Linked DNA regions of Homo sapiens: region 2 is linked to region 1. A link is a loop called in an ENCODE intact Hi-C map of the cell type or tissue named here. Cell type or tissue: sigmoid colon. All regions are shown on one strand. Links, peaks and the distances in the headings refer to the core of each region. The heading gives the core; the rest is flanking DNA. Region 1 overlaps KLF7 (KLF transcription factor 7). Region 2 overlaps MYOSLID-AS1 (MYOSLID antisense RNA 1).

Evidence for each region. Hi-C counts contacts between places; a loop is a spot of excess contacts. Peaks named below come from ENCODE experiments on the same cell type or tissue, not always from the same donor. Only the 100,000 strongest peaks of a DNase experiment are listed, where the experiment ranks them.
Region 2: it touches region 1 in a loop (2.1-fold over the local background); 1 of 110 quality-filtered maps calls a loop at or near these places.

The regions. Positions count from the first base shown.
Region 1 is chr2:207,084,792-207,087,702 of GRCh38, reverse strand. The region is part of intron 3 of KLF7 (KLF transcription factor 7); the gene reads left to right. Among named protein-coding and RNA genes, the nearest start is that of MIR2355, 24 kb to the left of the region's middle. In sigmoid colon, for the core only: no CTCF peak of the experiment used is centred there; a DNase peak (open chromatin) is centred at 1,392.
Region 2 is chr2:207,229,227-207,232,137 of GRCh38, reverse strand. The region is part of intron 3 of MYOSLID-AS1 (MYOSLID antisense RNA 1); the gene reads left to right. Among named protein-coding and RNA genes, the nearest start is that of MYOSLID, 9.1 kb to the left of the region's middle. In sigmoid colon, for the core only: a CTCF peak has its summit at 1,736; no DNase peak of the experiment used is centred there.

The sequences.
Region 1 (2,911 bases), core at 261-2,760:
ATGGGCTTGCATCTGAGCGTGTTATCCTTCTAATCCTATTTCTGTGTTTAAAAGGAAGCTTAAGAAAATTAACCATCTTTTTAATGCAATACTAAAGGTCTCGGTTATGATGAGAAAAATGCTTCTAATACGATAAAAGCCCCTGAAAGCCTCAGGGTTCCCCAGCTTGCAGGATGGCAGCAGGGGCCTGGCTTTTCTTGGGAGGAAATGGGATCGCTTTTGCATCCTGTCTCCCCCAGTCCCTGTGTCCCACACCTCCCCCTCACCAGGGCTTCCTCTGTAGTAGTGTTTGGTGAATAGGGAAGGGGTGTCCAGACTGGTCACGTTGGCTTAGTGCTCCCTTAGGATGCTTATAAAGGAGCAGTTATGTTTTTCTTCCTTTTTTTTTCCTTCTTCCTGGGAAGCTATTTTCCTCTTATCTTCATTCTCTAAGTACTAAATAAAGACCCCATGCGTCCTGGAGCCCAGAGATAACCTCCCACTCCAGGGCTGAGGAAGTGTACTTTATGCAGTTATTGTCTCCCATTCCCTTGGAACTCTGTTCTGCTACCCAAGAATACAAGTTATTATTACATTTCCATCCATTACCTAGAAGTCCTCCTGTATTTACATGAATCAGCAGCTGTCTTCTACAGAGTATGCTCCAGGAGAGTTTCTCCTTATTCCCCATCTTCCTTCTATTTCCATCTCAAGTTTCTCTGCTTTGTGCCTCTCTCACTCTGGCTAATAAAGAAGCCCTGCAGATGGTGACTCTCTGTCCATAGTCTTTTGAAGGAGAGTGTTCTGTTACATCAACTGGGACCAAGGTGAATTCTTTGTGAGTGGTCAGAGTGTGATGGTAGCGTGTACACACAAGTTGCCCAGCTCTGAAGGGTGTGGAGGCTGTTACTTGGAGATTGTGAGCATTATGGGTAGCCGTAATTATTGGATGTGGACAAAGAGTTCTTATGGGGAAATTGCCAAAGTTAGTATTCCACTCTTCAAATCAACTGACTTATTGATTTACAACCTTCCAGCAGTTGATGTATTTGGATTTAATCTGGTCTTTTGTATGATTTACGTGGAGAAATGTTCCAAACCGATTGGTTATTTCACTGAAAGAGATGTCAGAGATGGGTGATTTGGTTAGTCTTTTGCTTTGTTTTCTTCTTTAAAATACACTACAGTTTCTGGAGCTAGAAATTTGCTGAGCAGATGGTACAAATTCTGCAACATGGTATTTGTGGGAGATTGAGTAGATCAGCGTCCCGCGACACAGGCCAATAGTGCATTTTCGACAGCATCATAAATGAGAGTTTGTATTCCCATTAGTGTCTCATGACAGGCAGCACCTTGGCGTTTCAATTACGGTGACTGTGCTAAGAATAGCCAGGCCTGGGAGGCAACATGGGGAACTGGAGTGGTCCCAAAGCAGATGAAAGGAAAGCCTGGAGTGACCGGGAGTTGGCATTCCTTAGAAGATGTTTACCTTCAGAAACAGAGGGCATCTGTAGCCCTTGGCAGGACATGGCATCCTGTTGGTACCGCAGTATATATGAGTGCACCACCTCTTGTCTCTTAAAATTTGAACAATTACACTGCCCTATTTAGAAGTTAAGTAGGGTTTAGACTTCCTTTCCTTAAGCATGTACCAAGTCTAACGTATGCTTTTATTTTGCCTATAGGGTAGTTTTAAAAAATTCATGACGTTTTTGGTTTGGTTTTTTTTTTTTTTTTGGCCAACATTTAAAATCGTTAAATGTCACACAAAAAAGTTTGTATTTCTGGCTTTGTCTGGAAAAATCAGATCTGGCCACAGTGGGCTCACATTCCCATGTGGCTGTAATTGGATGTAGCTGAAGAGCAATCATTACCCATTTGCCATAGCCATGTGATGACTATGTTTCCACTGTTCCCATCACTCCCTGTGGCTCCACAACTCAAAGGCAAGCCATTGGTTGCCAAGTATTGTCCCGCTTTCTGTTGTTTCTTCTTACAAGAAGAGCTATACTTCTTTGTATCCATGCCTTATCGGAAGTGGAAACAGATAGCCCAAGAGTGCTGTGTTTCTTACACTTGACCCACGGCACATACTTTATCTGCCTGGCCTTGCAGACACTGGGTTTTGTGACTTCTGGCTTCATGTTTGGGTTAGGAAAGAAAGCACAGTAGTAGTGCCATTTCTTCACCATCTGACTGGACAGTGCAGCCCCCCTGAGTGACCAGTGGCTAGAGGGATAAGTGGTTTTTCAACCCACAGAGTTGGAGGCTGCTGATGGTGGTAGATAGGGCTCAGTTTCCATCAGTGGTAACATGCAGGCCCTCATTCTACCGACTGACTCAGTGCAGTTATAATCCAGGGAGACAGCTACTAGCATAGTACATTCCAGTTCTTGGGCAGTTTAGAGGGTGCATTTTGATCTTTATGTCAGCCCACTTATAAGTGGTAAGAAATACCAGCCCGTATCTTAGCCTCTTGGTCACCTAGGAGATTGCTGTTGACTTAATCCCTATGTGACGTTAGTGTGCCTTTTTTTTTTTTTTTTTTTTTTTTTTTTTCATTTGAGACAGTCTGGCTTTGTTGCCCAGGCTGGAGTGCAGTGGTGCGATCTCGGCTCACTGCAACCTCTGCCTCCGGGGTTCAGGCGATTCTCCTGCCTCAGCCTCCTAAGAAGCTGGGATTACAGGTACCTGCCACCATGCCTGGCTAATTTTGTAGTTTTAGTAAAGACAGAGTTTTGCCATGTTGGTCAGGCTGGTCTTGAACTCCTGACCTCAAGTGATCCACCCACCTCAGCCTCCCAAAGTGCTGGGATTACAGGCGCGAGCCACGACGCCTGGCCTAGTGTGCCTTTTTCATAAACGAGAGAAATGACTGTGGGGTTGACTAGTTCTCCATTATGTACAAATTTCAGTAATTAAGGACCTTCTT
Region 2 (2,911 bases), core at 311-2,810, 140 kb before region 1:
AGGAGGCAAGACTGGATACCAGAGAGGATGACAGAGGGGGTGCGTATGGAGAAGGAGACCTCACCCTCCAATGAACTTCTCAGAATGGAATCTGCTCAATGTCTGCCTTGGGCACGAAGCAAGCCATGTTTTATCTTTAGCTTCTGCTAGAGGAGTCTGAGTATTTTCTCAGCTTACCTTTTCCAATATCTCAGGCTGTTCACTCTGGGTGCCTCACTTGAGGATTTGACCTTTTCTCCTTCTTTGTGATGGTTGTTTTGAGTTTACAAGGAATCAAATATTTTGTGGGCATCCTGGGGTTTGACTGTTCAGGGGGGAGCCAGAGACAGTACAAAGCCAGTTTCCCACTTTTCAGGCTCACTGAGTGATTTGCAGAATGGAGGGGGCTTCTGACACATGGAGTGTGAATTGTGTGCATAAGCAACTCAAAACCCAGGCAACCTTCAGCTCAGGGTTTCCTGTGAATCAGCTGGGTTTTCTGGCATAGCAGTGAGCAAGTGGCATTAATGAGGTAGGCATAAGATGATGCCAAAGGGGCTCGTCCATTCAGTAGGAGTTGGGCATAGCAGTGGTGGAGAAACAATAAACGAGGGGGCTGTTTTATCCCCTCCCCCTCCTTTTTTTTCTTTTTCTTTTTTTTTAACAGTAGCAACGTTTTGGCTGATTAAAGTACTTTTCGTGGTTCCGGGAGGGAAGTGCCTTTTGTACTACACACTAGAATGTCAGTTCTCATTACTGAACCCTGGCTGTTCAAATGCTATCTGAATTCTCCCCAAGGCCTCCTTGGGGAGGCTGTAGGCAGAAATTTCAAGGAGCTTATGCCAATTATTTTCTTTCTATCTACATATTGATGGCTCACCCACAGTAATCATGTGAGTCAGGTGCTATGAACACAGTTTCCTTTATTTCATTCATGACTTTTAAGACAGATAAGTTTTTTTTTTTTTTAACACTTTTTTCCCCTTAGCCTCTGCAACTGCTATTTGTGTTGTCTACTTGAGAATTACATGGCAAATCAGAGGGAGAAGTGACCCAGATTTTTTTGGGGGGTGGGGATGAGAGATAATTGTTTGGGCATTATTTTTGTTAATACCTGAGTTAGTCAAGGACATATAACATAAACATATTCTGAGGCCTCAGTGGTGGGAGCAGGTGTCAAACTCTGGACTGCATTGCTTAAGAAGTCTATAATTTAGTCATTTTGTTGTAAGTTACAGATTTTACTCTGTCAACTCACAAGGGAAAAGAGGAGTTAATTGAAGGATATGTAGTAGTCATTTAGCAAAAGCCAATGCTGAAAATCAAGTATCAGAAAGTACTGGAACTAGAGAATTTAAGTAGCAGGAAGTAATAGTCTCTTTAGGGAAGTACCAGTGTTTCACGTCATCTTCAATTTCTTTCCTTTTCCTGTTCAAGGTTAAAATTCCTATGCGAATCTGACTGACCCAGCTTGGGCTTCATTCCAACCTCTTGGCTAGATAAGAGTGTGGAACCTTAACTGATGGTCCCTTTGACTGCCCGCCACAAGGGAAGATCCAAAGTGTGGCAGAGAGTGACCAGGTCCCAGACAGGCAAAATCAGCAGATGTCCATTCGCAAGCCAAAAGAGCTCCAGGTGCCCTAGAAAGGGACATCAATGCCCCAACCTTACACTGTTCCTTGTTGTTAGTGCAGAGTGGCAGGACAGCCTCTGGGTCCCTTTCCCCAGTGCTCCGGGATGGACTCCATGTTGCCCCCTTTGGAAGAAAGATGAATTACAGTTATCCTTCTTGGTAAAGTGATCACAAAAACCAATCCATTTTAGCAGACTCAATTCCAATTTGAGAGGAGAGGCTAGGGCACAGAGTTGGCAAAGACTCTATCTCCCCAGGTTTCGGAGATTTGTCTTGAGTGGCTGTGAATGCTGAAAGGGAAGGCGATGATTCTCTAAACCCTTGTTCTCAGGCCCTCTGATGGCCGCCATTCCTTCAACTGCTCAGATGGGCTCCTATCAAGTCCTAGCAGGCCTCATGTGTATTATTTATTTGATTTTTTAGAAATTGTGCCATTTGCTTTTAAGGAACCTCTGGGAATGAGCATAATTAAGCATAGATTAAAATGTCTGAAAGACTAAAAACCACCATAGCGATACAGTAAAACGAACACAAGAAGCTTAGAAACAGCCTCACATTGTCATTCCATCACAGAATCCCCGTTTAGAATGATACCTAAAAATCAAGCCTTACTGGAGATGATCAAACTGAGATTTCAGCTTTTGGACTTTAACCGTGATTCTAACGATTTGTAAAGAATAGTATGGGACATAGGTCTTCTACACCATCAATGGAGGCACAAAGGGCATCACTCAGATTTGAAGGAGGAGCAGATGAAGGAGGAAAGAAAGAAGAGAAAGGAAGAGGAGGAGAGAAGGAAGAGAAGAAGTAGCGGGTGGAAAAAGAGGAGGAGAAGGACCCCCTGAAACTCCTAAAAAAAACACTGCAGGGGATTCTGGTGCCCACCAATGTCTAGAATTTTGCTACGAGCCAAGTAATGTTCTGGGTAAGACAAACAAACTGTCAAGTGCAGAGACATTAAACAAACAATGAAGATATTTATATAGAGTCATAACTTCTATGAAGGAAATTGTGACTGAGACAGAGTTGCTGGGTGGCCACTCAAAGTTGGGTGCTCAGGGGACTTCTCTCTGACAAGATGAAGTCAGTGGAGAGAAGAAAGCAGCCTTGGGAAGACTGGGGAGGAATTTTCCAGTAGAAGGAGTAGTGATTGCAGGGGCCAGGAAATGAGGCAGGATGACGTCCAGGTTGGCCTTTCCTGGAGCATCTGGGGAGAGGAGCAGGAGATAAGTAAGTCAGGTGAGTAGCAGTGGGGTAGGCAGGGCCAACGCTGAGAAGAAGAAGTCATTTCACACCCTT